Regions from separate parts of the Mus musculus genome. Here region 2 is linked to region 1. The links are chromatin loops, found by intact Hi-C in ENCODE. Cell type or tissue: left cerebral cortex. All regions are shown on one strand.

Evidence for each region. Peaks named below come from ENCODE experiments on the same cell type or tissue, not always from the same donor. Only the 100,000 strongest peaks of a DNase experiment are listed, where the experiment ranks them.
Region 2: a loop joins it to region 1, with 2.6 times the contacts of the local background. A loop is called at or near these places in 2 of 42 quality-filtered maps.

Annotation. Positions count from the first base shown.
Region 1 is chr17:34,246,850-34,254,849 of GRCm38, forward strand. It overlaps Gm20506 (a long non-coding RNA gene), which reads left to right and starts at 486. Exons shown (of 5, transcript XR_003952412.1): 1 at 486-2,758; 2 at 3,378-3,538. In left cerebral cortex, CTCF peaks have their summits at 397 (motif pointing right), 3,220 (motif pointing right) and 4,930 (motif pointing right); DNase peaks (open chromatin) are centred at 3,223 and 4,511.
Region 2 is chr17:34,559,892-34,567,891 of GRCm38, forward strand. It overlaps Notch4 (notch 4), which reads left to right and starts at 4,404. Exons shown (of 30, transcript NM_010929.2): 1 at 4,404-4,618; 2 at 5,410-5,491; 3 at 5,582-5,877; 4 at 7,451-7,798. The coding sequence starts at 4,555. In left cerebral cortex, CTCF peaks have their summits at 190 (motif pointing left) and 4,565; a DNase peak (open chromatin) is centred at 1,598; H3K4me3 peaks cover 1,001 bases; H3K27ac peaks cover 931 bases.

The DNA.
Region 1 (8,000 bases):
CATGTGTAAACATGCACAATAAACACGATAAAAACCAAAATATTAAACATTACTCATTGGCCTGCTTCTGAACTTTTTGTTTTGGCCTTATTACTTGGCCAGTGTCGCTCATCTTCATTTTGACATGTCTTAAAATTGGCAGATTGATTCCGGTCTCTTCATTCTTTTTCAAGAGAGTGTTAGCCATTCCATGTTCCTGCCCTGTTAGTGGCAATGGTGATGTTTGCTGAGTGCCTTTCTTTACTGTCCTAACGGGCCTCGCTTACAAGCAACATGTATCTGCATTCATTTGTGGTTTTGTTTAACGGTTAGATTTACTCATTTTATTTTGTTTGTGAGGGTTTTGCCTGCATGAATGTCTGTGTACTGTGTCTGTGTAATGCCTGTAGTGGTCAGAAGAGGGTGACAGGGACCTGGAACTAGAGTTATAGCTCATTGGGAGCCACCATATGGGTTCTGGAATTGAACCTGAGTTCTGTGGAAGAGCAGAGAGGGCTCTTAACCACTGATCCATCTCTCCAGTCCCTTTGACTTATTTACTGTGCTCTCATAGACCCATGCCCAAATATTTCATTTCTGGAACTGATTGACAAAAGTATCTAAAAGACATCAGTATGATTTCCTGCATTTTTTCTTTTTCTTCCCTGCTCCTGGTTTGGGTTTCTCTAGCCAGGATTTCTCTTTAGAGCCTTGGCTGTCATTCAGCCTGCTTGAACTGCTTTCTAGACCAGGATGGCTTCAAATGCAGAGATCCACCGGCCTCTGCCTCCTGAATGTGGGGATTGAAGGTGTGTGTCACCATGGCCTAGCAGTTTCCTAAACTTTTCCTCTCAGTGCCGAATGGAATCAAAGGACCTTATGAATGCCCATGTTCCAACCCTGAGCTACATCCCAAGCCCTCCTGGCCATTTTATTTGGTTTAAAATTTGAAGTAGGGTCTCACTAAGTTGACTACCGAGGCCTCAGTGTCTTTTTGCACCTCAGTTGGCCTTGAACTTGGGATCTTCCTTCCCCAGTCTCCCAAGTAGCTGGACTCACTGTCCTGTGCCATCACTCAGAGGATTACCCTCCTGTAATGTTGCCTGTGCCCTGGATAGCTCTCTGCCCGACCCTACCTTCTCTTGTGGGTCGGGGGTGAGCTGGCACAGAGTCAATGACACAGACTCTGGGAGCAGGTGAGAAATTCTGCAGCAAGCTCCTCTGAGCAATGCTGTAAGCTCTGTTAATACCCTCCACTCTCGCCCCCATTGTTTCCAGGAAAGTATCTATTCTAAACAGCAGTTCCTGATTGGCTGGCATTGTTTACACCAGCAATCCTTGCTCTCTCAGCAGTCCTCAATTAGGTCCTCCTGCAGGAGATGCTTTTGCAGTGGCACGGCCTCCAGTGTTTACATAGAGGCCACCCTGCCGTTCCTGCTACACTGTAAGCTTGCTATTGTCTGTGGGCAGACAGAGGATAGTGTCTCATCTTTCCTCCCCTCTGGAAAGCTACAAGGAGATCTGTTGCAAGGGGCATATTCTTGCAGGAAGGTCACCATAGCCAGAAAGGCACTGTGTGTTCATTGTTGGTATACAGAAATACAATTTATTTTTTATGCTTATCTTCTGTCATGTATAGGAGACTAAAGATGGTGAAGATGATCTTTGGCATAGAAATGACCACAACCATGAAGTACTCACCAGTCAGTCAATCTGCAAGATGCTTCTGGAAAGGTCAATCTACAACCACAGACAAGCAAATATGTAGCCTGGACCATCCCGTTCTTCTCTCAATTAATTTGAAAATCACAAGGAAATGATCTGAACTGAGCTACTGTAGCCATATCTCAATATTCCTGCACCTCCCTCTCTCTGTCTCCGTCTCTCTGGCTCTGTCTCTGTTTCTGTCTTTCTCTCTTTCTGAAACACGTAGCCCTGGCTGTCCTGGAACTCATAGAGATCCTGCTGTCTAAGAAGGAAATCTCCTGTGTCACAGAAGCATGCTATTTTTTGTATAGTCTCATGTGGCTTTGAGAATAGTCTATGGCCTTATTTGACCACAGCTGTCCAGGGCTTCATTTCTGTCTCCATTTCCTGTTTAGTTGTTGGCATCAAAGTGTTGTAACCCATCTTAGCCACCTGGTGTCTGAGTGACTGCGATGGCTGACCGCCTTCCTCTTTCTCACTGGTAGCATTTGCTTCCTTCTTATGTCATAGGGGTTTATAATGTTTATTATTCTCTTCAAAGAACCACCTCTAGTTTAAACTCTTATTTTTCTATTTGTCAGTTTTCCTTTAAAATGATATCTGCTCTAATTTTTAATACTTCTTTTTATCTTCTTGTGTCTTCCTTAAGTTTAATTCACTTAATTTTTTAATGATCTCATAGCAAAAGGATGCATTACTATTCTAAATACCTCTCCTGTAACAATATATACATTTATAGGAACTAATTTCTCATTAAGGACTATTTTAACCAGATTTTGATGATTTTGACTTGTTGTTCACCTAACCTTGTTATCAGTTCCTCTGCACTCTCAGGGCTTATGTTCTGAGGACAGTGGAGGTGGCAGAATATGCTGATGTTTAACAACATATCCCCAAGATGAGAGATACTCAACCCCAGCAAAGCCACACGGATCTGTGATAGAATCTGACTGGAGAAGAGACTGGGGGGTCCTGAGACCAATGGGCAAAGAAAATCACCTTTGCAAAAATAACCTTCCAGCCTGTTGTGCTCTGCACAGTTTTAATCCCAGAATCTGGGAGGCAAAGGCAGGTAAATGGATCTGTGAGTCTGAGAACAGCTTAGTCTACGTGGTGAATCCCAGGACAGCCAGAGCTGTCCTCCCCTCATATACACATACACACACACACACACACACACACACACACACACACACACATACACATATACACATACACGTACACACACACACATATATACATTCTGTTCTGAGTGAAGTCATTATGGAAGTAGTCTGTGGCCTTCCACACAGGTGCACTGTATTCCACTGTTGCTGAGGGGTCTGATGAGGGAATTGGAGGGGAAGGTCTTAGGGAAGCATTAATGTAGGGAGTGAAGCAATTGCTTCAATGGTGGAAACTCCAAATATCATGGTTTTAATGAGAAAAAGGAAGTGGGGAAAATTTATTATTTCCAGAAACAGGAGTCATAAAATCAGACATCAACTTCATAACCACATTGTTAATGAAACAGCGCTGTGCTGTGTTAACACTAGAGGGCGACTTTGAGCTTAGAAATCCAGACAGTCTTCAAGGTTCTCATCCTGATGCGCTCACCTGCCCTGGGTAGGAGCAGAAAATAGAAACAAACTAACACAAAGCTGCAGATGTGGTCCTCAAAACTGATATTAACTAGCAAATATTGTCTCCAGACTAAGGACCAGGACAAGAGCCAGGGCAACAGCTGTGAGGACCGAGTGAATCATGCATTTACCACATGAAGGAAAATCCAAATTAAGAAAGACATAGGAACCCAGCAATTAAATGGAGAGGAAACAAGAAGATGCACAATGAGGGCTAACTGAAGTCAGAGGTAAAGAAAATGACAGAATTGTAAGTGAAAACTAAGTTGCAAATGGTTGATGTAACAAAGTGTATTTCCACACTAAAGGGCATTGCAAACCGTCACCAAACAGTTAGGACAATGACTGTGGAACAAAATATCCCTCCACTGGGTTTCAAGAACCTGGGACACACCACCCTTTCAAGGTCACAAGCCTGACAGGCAGAGTCCAGCCCTCCCTCCACATGGCACAGTTCAGCCAGGTCTCCTTCTTCTACTCCTGGGTGGGCTTGGTTCTGCTCTGGGGAATCTCAGGTCTGCTTCTGAGCTGTCTTTCTTCATGTGAGGAAGCTTGCCTGTCTGCAGATGTCAGCTTCATCTGTTTTCTTCCTCTCCCTGGGAGATGACGAGTTGATAGCTCCTGTTGTTTCCTTTCCTCAGTTACAGTTAGAAAGTTTGCTTTCTTTAGAAATACTGTTTCCATACCCCCATCCCCCAGTGGTGGGCATTGTCTTAGTTAGGGTTAGTGTTGCTATAGTGAAACACCATGACCAAGCAATTTGGGGAGAAAAAGGTTTATTTAGCAGGCCCTTCTACATCACTGTTCATCAAAGGAAATCGGGACAGGAATCCAAACAGTGCAGGGACCTGGAAGAAGGAGCTGATGCAGAGGCCATGGAGGAGTGCTGCTTACTGGCTTTCTCCTTAAGGCTTGCTCAGATTGCTTTCTTATAGACCCCATGACCACCAGCCAGGGTGACCCCACAATGAGCTGGGCCATCTCCCATCAATTACTAAGTAGGAAAATGCCTTACAGCCAGATCTTAGGAAGGCATTTCATAACTTGAGGTTCTCTCCTCTCAGATGACTCCAGCCTGTGTCAAGTCAACACAAAATTAACCAGCACAGGGATCAAACTCCAGGCCTTGTGTGTGTGCTCTGCCTAGGCAAGCTCTGGGTAGAGCTGAGCCACATTCACAGCTGGGGCATGGGTGGGTGAAGAAGCAAAGAACAGCAAAACGCTAGCAGGCCTTGGTGGAGCTTGTCTTTAATTCTTGCCAATTTTAGGTAGAGGCAGGCATATTTATAAGTTTGAAATTAGCCTGATCTACAGAGCAAATTCCAAGACAGCCAAGAGAAATCAGGTTCTGAGGGGGGGAAAATAAAGAAAGAGAAAACAAAATTGTGGGTGTTTAGTAGATGTTATATTTTCATGGGGAGACAGAAGGGATGAGACAGAGATAACACTCTGAACAGAAGCTGTGGAAGGTAGGCATGGAGGACAGAGACCCCAGTGAGATACTTTCCTAACCTTAGAATCCTCACTGCCACAGGGTCAGAGGCACACGGTCTTTGTTTTCATGTCCAGCTTTGACAAAGTGCATTGCCCCAGGACAGTACAGCTTTGAGTGTGAGGTGGGACACACACCAGCAGGTGGCCACAGAGAACTTTCTGCAGTCAGGGGAAGGGTTGGAGTCCTGTCCCTGGGTCACAGGTCTGGACTGGGAAAGGCCAGCGATCCTATCCAGAGGGTGGAGGCCAAGTGCCTCTCATTTCACTCAGTGCTCCCTCAGGGTTCAGTGGGAGATGCTTCCCACCAGGGAGGAGGTTTGGGATGCCAGAGAAGCAAAGAAGCGTGAGATGGAGGAGCTTGAGTCTGCTTCAGCGTGACAGCACAGAGTAAAGTTACATCCTTAAAACTGAGGGGGGGGGGGCGGGAAGCCGGGCGGTGGTGGTGCACCCAGCACTTGGGAGGCAGAGGCAGGTGGATTTCTGAGTTCGAGGCCAGCCTGGTCTACAGTGTGAGTTCCAGGACAGCCAGGGCTATACAGAGAAACCCTGTCTTGAAAAACAAAACAAAACAAAACAAAACAAAACTGAAGCCTGAGAAAGGGCTGAAAAGATGGCCTAGGACTCTTGTGTTTGCTGAGAACCTGGGTTCACTTCCCAGCTCTACGTGGTGGCCCACAAACTACTGTAACTCCAGTCCCAGGAGATCTTCTGGACTCCCCAAGCACAGACATACATGGAGCCAAACATTCATACATGTGAGATAATAAGTCGAGCAAACACACAAACAACTTTATAAAAACAAACACCTCCGGGCTGTCACTCGGTCACTCCCTTTCCGCATAAGGCTTTTGTAGTTCTTTGTCAAATGTATTCTTGATACATTAGCAAACCTGATATTTTATCATTTATATTTTAAAATCCTGAGGATGCATGGATCAAGCTTAAAAATTAAATGATAGATGCATTGTTTAATGAAAGCAAGAGCCCTTCCTACATTTAGTGTTAAGAAAAAGGTCTACACTCCCGTTTTATTGGGTAATTTTTACATGAATGAAGCCTGAATTATGTCAAATGTTTTTTATTTTATCTTTTTATTTATTTATTTATTTGGCGGGGGAGTGATATCTAAGAGTTGATGAACTTGAAAGAATTCAAATCACACAGTTTTCTGTGCTGGTGAGTTTTTTTGTCAACTTGACCCAAATTGAAGTCACCTGGGATGCAAACAACTCAGTTGAGGAATTCTGATTAATGGAAGAGTGGGCCAATTGTGAGTGGGGCCACAAGGGTAGGTGGTCCTGGGACCCAACCCATTGTGGGTGGGGTCACGAATGTAGGTTGTCCTGGGTTCCATAAGACAGCAGGCTGAGCAAGTCACCAGAAGCAAGCCAGGACGCAGAGTTCCTCCATGGCCTCTGCTTCAGTTCTTGCCTTCAGGTTCCTGCCTTGAGTTCCTGCCCTGACTTCCTTCATGATGGATTCCAGTCTGGGAAGTGAAATAAATCCTTTTCTTCCTGAGTTGGTTTTGGCCAGAGTTTTATTACAATGAAGGAAAGCAACCTAGGATTTTATTTTTGCTCAAAACTGAAATTAAATTAGAAATGAATGCAAAATATTTGTAAGTGAAAACCCGTACTTCTTTTGAATAAGGCATAGGAGAAATCAGTAGAGGAATGTAAAAGTGGTGGCGCATGCCTTCAATCCCAGCACTTGGGAGATACAGGCAGGAGGATCTCTGAGTTCGAGGCCAGCCTGGTCTACAGAGTGAGTTCCAGGACAGCTAGGGCTACACAGAGAAACCCTTTCCTGAAAAACAAAACAAACAAAACCAAACCAAAGTCACAAATGATATAAAATGCAGTATGTTAGTGTTTCCATCAACAGTGTACACAGGTCAGACATGGACAGAGGGTTCAGGCTAATGGGCTAAAGATTTTATCTTTAGAAATTAGAACAGGTAATATTAATTTTAGACCAAATGAATGGAAGAAAGGGAAAACAAACAGCGCATAATTAAGCATGGAAACCAGAGACATCAGAGGAACTGTCCATAAGGTTTGTGACCTCTGGTGAGACTGAAAGACAAGGCATTAGACAGACAGGGGAAGGGGCCAAGCTAGGGAATAAAGGTGGGGATTTTCATGATGGCCAGCTTCTTCCTTGGTCTTGAGGGTCTGAGCTTTTGTCTCAGAGTAGGTCCCGGATGATGGAGCGGCTAACCAAGTTCAAGGCTGGACCGGGACATGTCACATGAGAGTTGTGGACCAATCAACCAGCCTGTCTGTCTTCAAACTGACCACCCCTAAAGCACTGACCAGCCTAGAGCACTGACCAGCCTGGAGCACTGACCAGCCTGGAGCACTGACCAGCCTGGAGCACTGACCAGCCTGGAGCACTGACCAGCCTGGAGCACTGGCCAGCCTGGAGCACTGGCCAGCCTGGAGCACTGACCACCCCTAAAGCACTGACCAGCCTAGAGCACTGACCAGCCTGGAGCACTGGCCAGCCTGGAGCACTGGCCAGCCTGGAGCACTGGCCAGCCTGGAGCACTGACCAGCCTGGAGCACTGACCAGCCTGGAGCACTGACCAGCCTAAAGCAGGAAATGCTCCAGAACTTTAAAGCCCACCGTCAAGACGAGCCTGGATTTTCAGCTTCTGCCGCGTGTCCCAGTCCTCCATGCCCTGCTTTGCAGAGTCTTTTTCTCTGTGTGCTCCCTGTGTGTATGTCTCCTCACTCCCAATAAACACCTTCCTTTACCTGCCGATTCTGTGTGCTGTGCGTGAGGTTTCCCTGCTGCCCTGCTACATGTCAGACTTTTCTTGCCTTTTAAATAATTCTTTAACTGGCTGAGAATTGAACCCAATCCAGAGCCTTAGACTGTATCATCTCAAGACCTCTAGACTGTGTCAAAAATCACCAGGATAAAAGACAAACACAGTAATATCAAGAACAAGAGGGGGACATAATTATATAGCACTCAGAGATGTATGTATAACAGTCTATGAAAAACTTTATCTCTCTATGCATTAGACCACTCAAATGAAATGAAAATGCTGTCTGTAAAATACAAAAGGCTGATGCCACAGCCACCCAAGATAACAGACTAAGAGAGCATGGTCATGTTTCTAACAGGTTGAACTTGTACTTAAAGCACTGCTACAGAGTCAGCTCTGGTTCATGTGCTTGCACTGACAGA
Region 2 (8,000 bases), 310 kb after region 1:
GGCTTTAGAGCAGAATGGAAATTACAAAGGAAAAGGGACCATGAACCAAAAGGTAAGGCACAAATCAACTTGATTGGAAGAACAGAAAGAGAAACGGTCTGGAAATATGGGAGCCAACACAGCGTCATAAGGGAAGTAGAGAGCAAGGTGCTCCACACCTCACCGAGAGTGCAGCGGATACTGCCCTCCTGTGGGTATTTAATGGCGCAGGATGTGCTCAGCGCTAGGGGAGGTGTGGGCGGGGCGGGGTGGGGCGGGGCGGGGCGATGGCCCTGCTTATCACTAAAGCATCCAACGGTCAAGTTCAAAAGCAACTAGGCAGAAACTCTTGTTGGTACCAAGCAACGCATCTAAAATGGACCCCTCGGGCTGGTGAGATGGCTCAGTGGGTAAGAGCACCCGACTGCTCTTCCGAAGGTCCGAAGTTCAAATCCCAGCAACCACATGGTGGCTCACAACCACCCGTAATGAGATCTGATGCCCTCTTCTGGAGTGTCTGAAGACAGCTACAGTGTACTTACATATAATAAATAAATAATAAAAAAAAAAAAAAGAAAAAAAAAAGATTTATAAAAAAAAAAAAATAAAAAAAAATAAAATGGACCCCTCCCAATAGAACAAGCTTTGTTTGTGTGTTATGAGATTTTTATTTATATTATTTGGCGTCCGGGTGGGGATGTGTTCATGCGCACTGGAGAGGGTGCACCTGTAGAGGCCAGCAGAGGGTGTCTGATCCCCTGAAGTTGGTGTTCTAGGCAATTGTGAGCCACAGGATGCAGATGCTGAGAACCAAGCCCAGGTCCTCTGGACAAACATCTAGTGCTCTTAACCTCTGAGCCATCTCTCTGGTCCCAGAGCCGGGTTTTACAGTTTTATGTTTTCAATCATTCAGACCCCAATCCTTGGAGAAGTTGCTGACTGTGGTCAACCAGATGGCGACGATGATAGTTTAGATGGTTTAAAATAAAATAATAAGGAGAAGAACCAAAAAAGAAAAAAGAAAAAAAAGGGGTAAGGGATGGGAACACCGGAGGGGTTCTAGTTTGGATCAGGGTGGCAATGAAGGGCCTAGACTAAGGCAAACTTGGGCCGAGAAAGGTACTCATGGCAGGAAACACGCACAGGAACGCTGTCCTTCCTTATGTGGAAAGTTCCTACAGCTGAGGTGTGAATGAACGATTGACACAGTTATCCTTCTCCAGGGATATACAATGAAAGGAAAGCCCAAGTCTGAGGGGTAAGGCGGAAGGGGGGGGGGAGGGTTGGGGAGGGTTGTACCTCACTACACCCGCTACCTCGCTACCTCGTTACAGAGATCATGTTCCCCAGGCAACTGATCAGTGTCCATCTCGGAAGCTGGAAAGAGAAGGAAGCGCTCTGAGAGATGCCCACTTTGAGCCCTGGGAGATTACCGGGACCAGAGCAGCACAGGCAGCCTGAGCAGGTGCCTCGCCTCCGGCAGGATAAAGTGAGCAGTGCCCTGCGCAGCCACACACACAGCCCTTCCCCCACCCACCCCTGCTTCCCCTTCTGCATCACCACTTCCCTGTCTGCGTTACCATTTCTCCTTTCTCACAAGCTCCAGCCTCCCTTCTAAGTGATGTGAAGCTGTCTCTTCCCACTGAGCTTTGGTGGTTCCTCCAGAAACCAGGTGTCTCTTCCAGGTTTCACTTTGCTGCTCGGCCAACACCAGGTGCCCCAGATCTGCAAACCAGGCACAGGAAAGCAGGGACTGCTCACACAGGATATTCCCAGATCGCAGCTGCCTCAACTAGGGCCTGCTATGGGAAAATGACACATCTTGAGGACAATGGGCTGAAAGAACAGACAGGAAATGCACAAGAGACACGAAAACTGTCACACATGTGAAACAATGTTAACCCTAATTAACAAAATGGGGTGGGGTTGTCCGCAGTTTAATTAAAAAACAAAAAAAAAAACAAACCAAACCAAAACAAAAAAAAAAAAAAAAAAAAAAACACTATTCTGAGATGAAGTCTTCCCAGGCTGGCCTTAGATTCCAGTCCTCCTGCCTTAACCAGCACAACTGCAATTTTGAAGCAACAAAGAGACATTGTGGCAAGAAGTCGAATGAAGAGCAAGAACTGGAGATCTGGCAACAGTAAGACATACGCAGACATTACTCACTGGAATAGAAAGTCCTGCACTGTCTGCTGGAGGATGCTGCCAAGGCTTAATGACCAAGTTTTCATTCCATGGTCATCTGTAGGCTCATGAGTTTACTCCCAGTTAGCCTAAGAAAGCAGGCAACCACACAGATGTGTAAGCTCTAGTTCCTGCAAAACAGTTGATCCTGTTGAAAACGGACGCCCTCTCTGACAAGTCTCAATAGGAAACTAGTTGAAGTGACCTAGGGCTTATATGGTAGAGCCCTAGGCAAGCGGTTAAGAGTGATGGGGGGGGGGGGGTGCAGTTAGCTCTGTAGTGGGGCACATGCTTATCACATATGAGGCCCTAGGTTTGATACCAAACATCCCCCCAAAACACCTCAAACATCAGACAGTCTCAAAGTTTAGAGCCATCTGTAAAACCAAATAGCTGACTAAATTCCCAATATAAGGCTAAATATGATTATATATTATAATATATATTATATGATTATATATAATATAGTATATATATATTATATAATAGTATATATGTATACACACACATATATATGAATATATATATATTCATATGTGTGTGTGTGTGTGTGTGTGTGTGTGTGTGTGTGTGTAGTGGCTCAGTGAACCAGGACTGGCCCAGGGTGCATGAAGCTCAGGGTTTGATTTCCAATGCAGTGTAAACAAAGGGGACATCGGTGCACAGCAGTAATCCTAGCAATTAGGAGATGGAAGCAGGAGCATCAGGAGTTCAAGGTCATCCTCACCAACACAGCAAGTTCAAGGCCAGCCTGGTGGGGGTGGGGGCACACTGTCAGTGTTCCTAGCAGGCAGATCCTACTGCAGGCAGCTTCCAGGACTGCTCGAGGCTGAGCAACCTGCTCCTGCAGACAGCTCCTCCACCCTGGGCCGTACCTAGAGCTTGCAGAGCTCCAAGAATGGCTGACTCCAAAGCTGTGCTGGGTCCTCAGGGAGAGTGAGCCCTGGGCATTATAGCACACACTGTAATCCCAGCACTTAGGAGACTGGGGCAGGATGCTCGTGAGTTTGAGGCTAGCCTCCACTACCTGGTGAGTTCCAGGCCAGCCTGGGCTACAGAATGAGACCTTGTCCAAAGTTGAGGTTTTTTTGTTTTTTTTGTGTTTTTGTTTTTTATTTGGTTGGTTGGTTGGGTTTGTTTGTTTGCTTGCTTGCTTTTAATAAAGATAAAAGGAGGTAGCATGAACTTTTGGGGGTAATGAATTCCCTTTATGGTTGTCTTTTTTTATAGATGACTTAAATTTTATGTCTTGACTAACATCTTGACTGTACCCCAGCATCCTTTGTGGAGGAGAGAGGTAGAGGTGGATGAAATAGAGTGTCCCTTTGTTATTGGTAATGACAATATTTTACATTCCTCTCTGAAGGAAGGCCAAGCCTCCAGACTCGTGGTAAAGTATCAGTGTAGAACACGGGAAGCCTGGGTTCCGTCTCCACTCGGAGGAGGGCCCAGCGTCCTGTCCACTCCCCAGGAAAAAGCCAGGCATGGAGTCATGTGCCTGTAACCTCAGCACCCAGGTGGCAGCTGCAGAAGGATCCCACAGGTTCCAGGCCAGCCAGGACGATTCGCACAGCCAGGATGTTGCGCACAGTGAGATCTTGTCTCAAAATACCTTTTTAAAAAACTAACACCCCGGGCTGGTGAGATGGCTCAGTGGGTAAGAGCACCCGACTGCTCTTCCGAAGGTCAAGCCACCACATGGTGGCTCACAACCATCCGTAACAAGATCTGATTCTCTCTTCTGGAGTGTCTGAGGACAGCTACAGTGTACTTACATATAATAAATAAATAAATAAATAAATAAATCTTTAAAAAAAAAAAAAAAAACTAACACCCCCAGAAAGAGCCAAGGAAAGGTCTAAAGATCCCCTGGGTTTGCCAAAGTGACCGGTTTCAGTTCAAGACACGTTGCTGCTCCTTTGAAAAGAGGGTGTGTCACACCAGAAACTGAGAATCCTCCCCTTGTCCCAACACCTCTGTCTAAGACCTGCCCTTCCTGGGTCACAGTAGCATTCCCTTGCCACTCCCAGTCCTGTGAAAAGGAAGCCGTATTGACCATTAAAATGACAGGAACTCCCCCATTTGGCTGACCCCCCACCCTGGGCCCTAAGAGCAAACCAGCTCCCCTCCCGGCCAGCCACGCCCCTCTCTTACTCTCCCTTGTCTTCCTTCACACACACACCAACCTCTCGCTCCCCCCACCCCCCATCAGTAGGGTGTCCAGGACATTGTGTGACTCAGGAAACAGCTCAGACTGAGGCGTGCAGCAGGCTCAGGAGGAAGAAGGGCGGTAGAGGCAGAGGAGGTGGCCTTGCCTGGCCACAAGGGCTCTGAGGGTCCCTGCCTGAAGAGGGAGAGGAGATCCGGGCCAGGGGCAGGCGCTCTGGAATGCAGCCCCAGTTGCTGCTGCTGCTGCTCTTGCCACTCAATTTCCCTGTCATCCTGACCAGAGGTGAGGGGGTGGGGGCATATCTCTCTTGGGGAGATGCTTGGTGAGGTCAGGGAAGAAAGCCAAGTCCCAGGCTCTGAAAGGACACTGGAGGGAGGAGATTCTGTCCCCTCTAATGGGGACAACCTGCAGGGAGGGCTGACTGACTCCGGGGCTACAGGAGACCCAGGTTTGTGCCTGGTGCTAGGGGTGGTGCCTGCTGTTGGGTGGGAAGGAGGGTGTCCATGCCCAGGGAGAAGCCAGCTGGTTCTGAAGTAAGAGGAACAGACAGACAAACAGGAGAAAAAATGGACTGCCTGATATGGGGAAGAGAGGAGTGAGAAGCAAGAGATGGAGACAGAGAAGAGCCCACCGGCTCCCTTTCTGTCCAGATGTCCCCAACCCCAGTGGCTCATTGCTGGCCTTTCCTGAAGGAAATCCCTTAGGTGTCTCAGCCATTCACATCCCAGGAGCGCTCTTGGCTCCCTCCTAAGCCCTGTTGCCCTGCTTCCGGGGGATGGAGCTGGGCTGAACTTGGGAGACTGGAGAATAAACAGGAAAGGGGTGGGAAGAATAACAAGCTATGAATGGAAGGCCTGGGACAAGGCTGGGACAAGGGGACCCTGTGGAGACTGGGACTGGGGTGTGAAGGAGAGAGAGAGAATGATAGAGCACCATGCACCTGGGTAACATGGGGTGGGGGAGTGCTGAGCTGCTGGTCAGTGGCCTGTAAGGAGGACCTGGTGGAGGAAGGGCAAGCCATCTGGAGACCCTTGGACCCTGGGCTCCATCTCATCTTCCAGTCTCTTCTCCAGAGCTTCTGTGTGGAGGATCCCCAGAGCCCTGTGCCAACGGAGGCACCTGCCTGAGGCTATCTCGGGGACAAGGGATCTGCCAGTGAGTGTGCATCATAGGAGCGGGACCTGGGGAGACAGGACGGGGAGGAGGAGGGGGAATCACTGGCCTGAAATGTCCCTCTACCCCTAGGTGTGCCCCTGGATTTCTGGGTGAGACTTGCCAGTTTCCTGACCCCTGCAGGGATACCCAACTCTGCAAGAATGGTGGCAGCTGCCAAGCCCTGCTCCCCACACCCCCAAGCTCCCGTAGTCCTACTTCTCCACTGACCCCTCACTTCTCCTGCACCTGCCCCTCTGGCTTCACCGGTGATCGATGCCAAACCCATCTGGAAGAGCTCTGTCCACCTTCTTTCTGTTCCAACGGGGGTCACTGCTATGTTCAGGCCTCAGGCCGCCCACAGTGCTCCTGCGAGCCTGGGTGGACAGGTAAGTACAATCAGGAGGAGCCTGTAAGTCATTCTTGTTGCTGTGACTCAACTCCCCACAATGGCAGTAGCTGCCTGAAGGAAGGAAGGCTTTATCCAGGCTCAAGGTCTGAGGGTTCAGCATCCTGGTAGGGAAGTCCTGGTAGAGGTGACAGCCTAATATTGAACAGAAACCCAAAGCTGCCAGATCATACAAGATTTACAGTCAAGAGCAGAGAGAACGGCAACACCCTTGCTTGCTTGGTCTCATCTAGCGTTCTCCTGCCATGCATAGTTTGAGACCCTCACCTAGGGAATGATGCCACGCATAGGGAATGGTGCTGCCCACAGTGGGCTGAGCCCTTCTGCATCAATTATCAGTCTAGAGGATCCCAAAGACAAGCCCACAGGGCAACCTGACCTAGGCAATTCCTCAACTGAGGCTTTCTTCTCCGGTGATCTGGGTTGTGGCAAATTGGTAGACACAACTAACTAGCACACAGACGTAGATAAGTGCTGGTACACGGCTTGCTTGCTTTTTATGCAAGTCCGGAACAGCAATACGGGAATAGTGCTGCCCACATTCAGAGTAGCTTTCCCCACTTCAATTTTCCCAATCTGTAAACTCCCTCAAAGACATACCTTCTGGCCACTGCAGGTGTTGGGCACACATGTGGTGCACAGACATACAGACATATGCAAAACACTCGTAAACATGTAAAAAAAATCTGTAAAATGGAAAAAAGTAAAGAACGGGACAGTCGGGCCAGCAAGACTGCTCCGTAGGTAGCACCTGCTTCCAACCCTGGCAACCTGAGTTCAATTGTGGGATCCACACAATACCATGGAAGGAGAGAAACAAAAGAGTAGAAAGCAGGGCTGGAGGTGGTAGCTGAGCTGGCAGAGTGTTAGCCCAGCATGCATGGATGCCAGCATTTGATGCAATGGTGCATTATTCAGCTGCAGAGGCTGGAACACACGCCCATACTCAAGAAGTAGATGCAGGAGGATCAGCAGCTCAAAGTCAGGCTGGGCGGTGTAGTAAATCCCAGCATTCAGGAGGCAGAGGCAGGAGCATCTCTGTGAGTTAGAGAGTAGTGTTGTCTACAGAGCAAGATCCAGAACAGCCAGGGCTATGTAGAGAGACCCTGCGTCAAAAAAGGAGAAAGAGGAGAAGTTTGAAGTCATCTTTAGATAATGCTGATATTAGATCTTGACTTAAAGAAAACCAAAATGTGAACAATAATAGCAACAACAACAAGAAATTCACTCAGAGAGGCAAAGTGACCCAGCAGGGTACCACTGCAGGGAACCCTTGTCCCAAGCAATTTGTAAAACTCCCACTGTTAGCTACATGTGCTTTCCAAAGTAGAGGGTGTGAGCAATCCACACACAAGCCTCCTACCTAATGTACAGCAGAACAAAGACAGGCCAGGGAGCACCAGGGTAAATGGGCTTGAGAAAACAGGTGGGAGACGGGGAACGCAGGCAGGGCTCCTGCACACAGACCGCTGAGCACACTTCAACGCATAAAATAGACAGGGCAGTGCCTGAAACCGCCCCCTCCCCCACTCCAACCCTGTGCCCTGCTGCAGGTGAGCAATGCCAGCTCCGAGACTTCTGCTCAGCCAACCCCTGTGCCAACGGAGGCGTGTGCCTGGCCACATACCCCCAGATCCAGTGCCGCTGTCCACCTGGGTTCGAGGGTCACACCTGTGAACGCGACATCAACGAGTGCTTCCTGGAGCCGGGACCCTGCCCTCAGGGCACCTCCTGCCATAACACCTTGGGTTCCTACCAGTGTCTCTGCCCTGTGGGGCAGGAAGGTCCCCAGTGCAAGCTCAGGAAGGGAGCCTGCCCTCCTGGAAGCTGTCTCAATGGGGGCACCTGCCAGCTGGTCCCAGAGGGACACTCCACCTTTCATCTCTGCCTCTGTCCCCCAGGTAAAGCTTCCTGAGGCTCTGCTGCAACCCTGCCCCCTCAGGCTCGGTTTGTTTCTGCTAAGGTTGAAATAAATCATATTATAGCTATAGGTTGGGCTGAAATAATAAGCCAGGTGTGTCTTTGAGTGACAATATGTATTTGTAGAGAAAATGAGCCACTTATTAACAGGACTGACAATAAAATAATAGCTATTGTTACTTC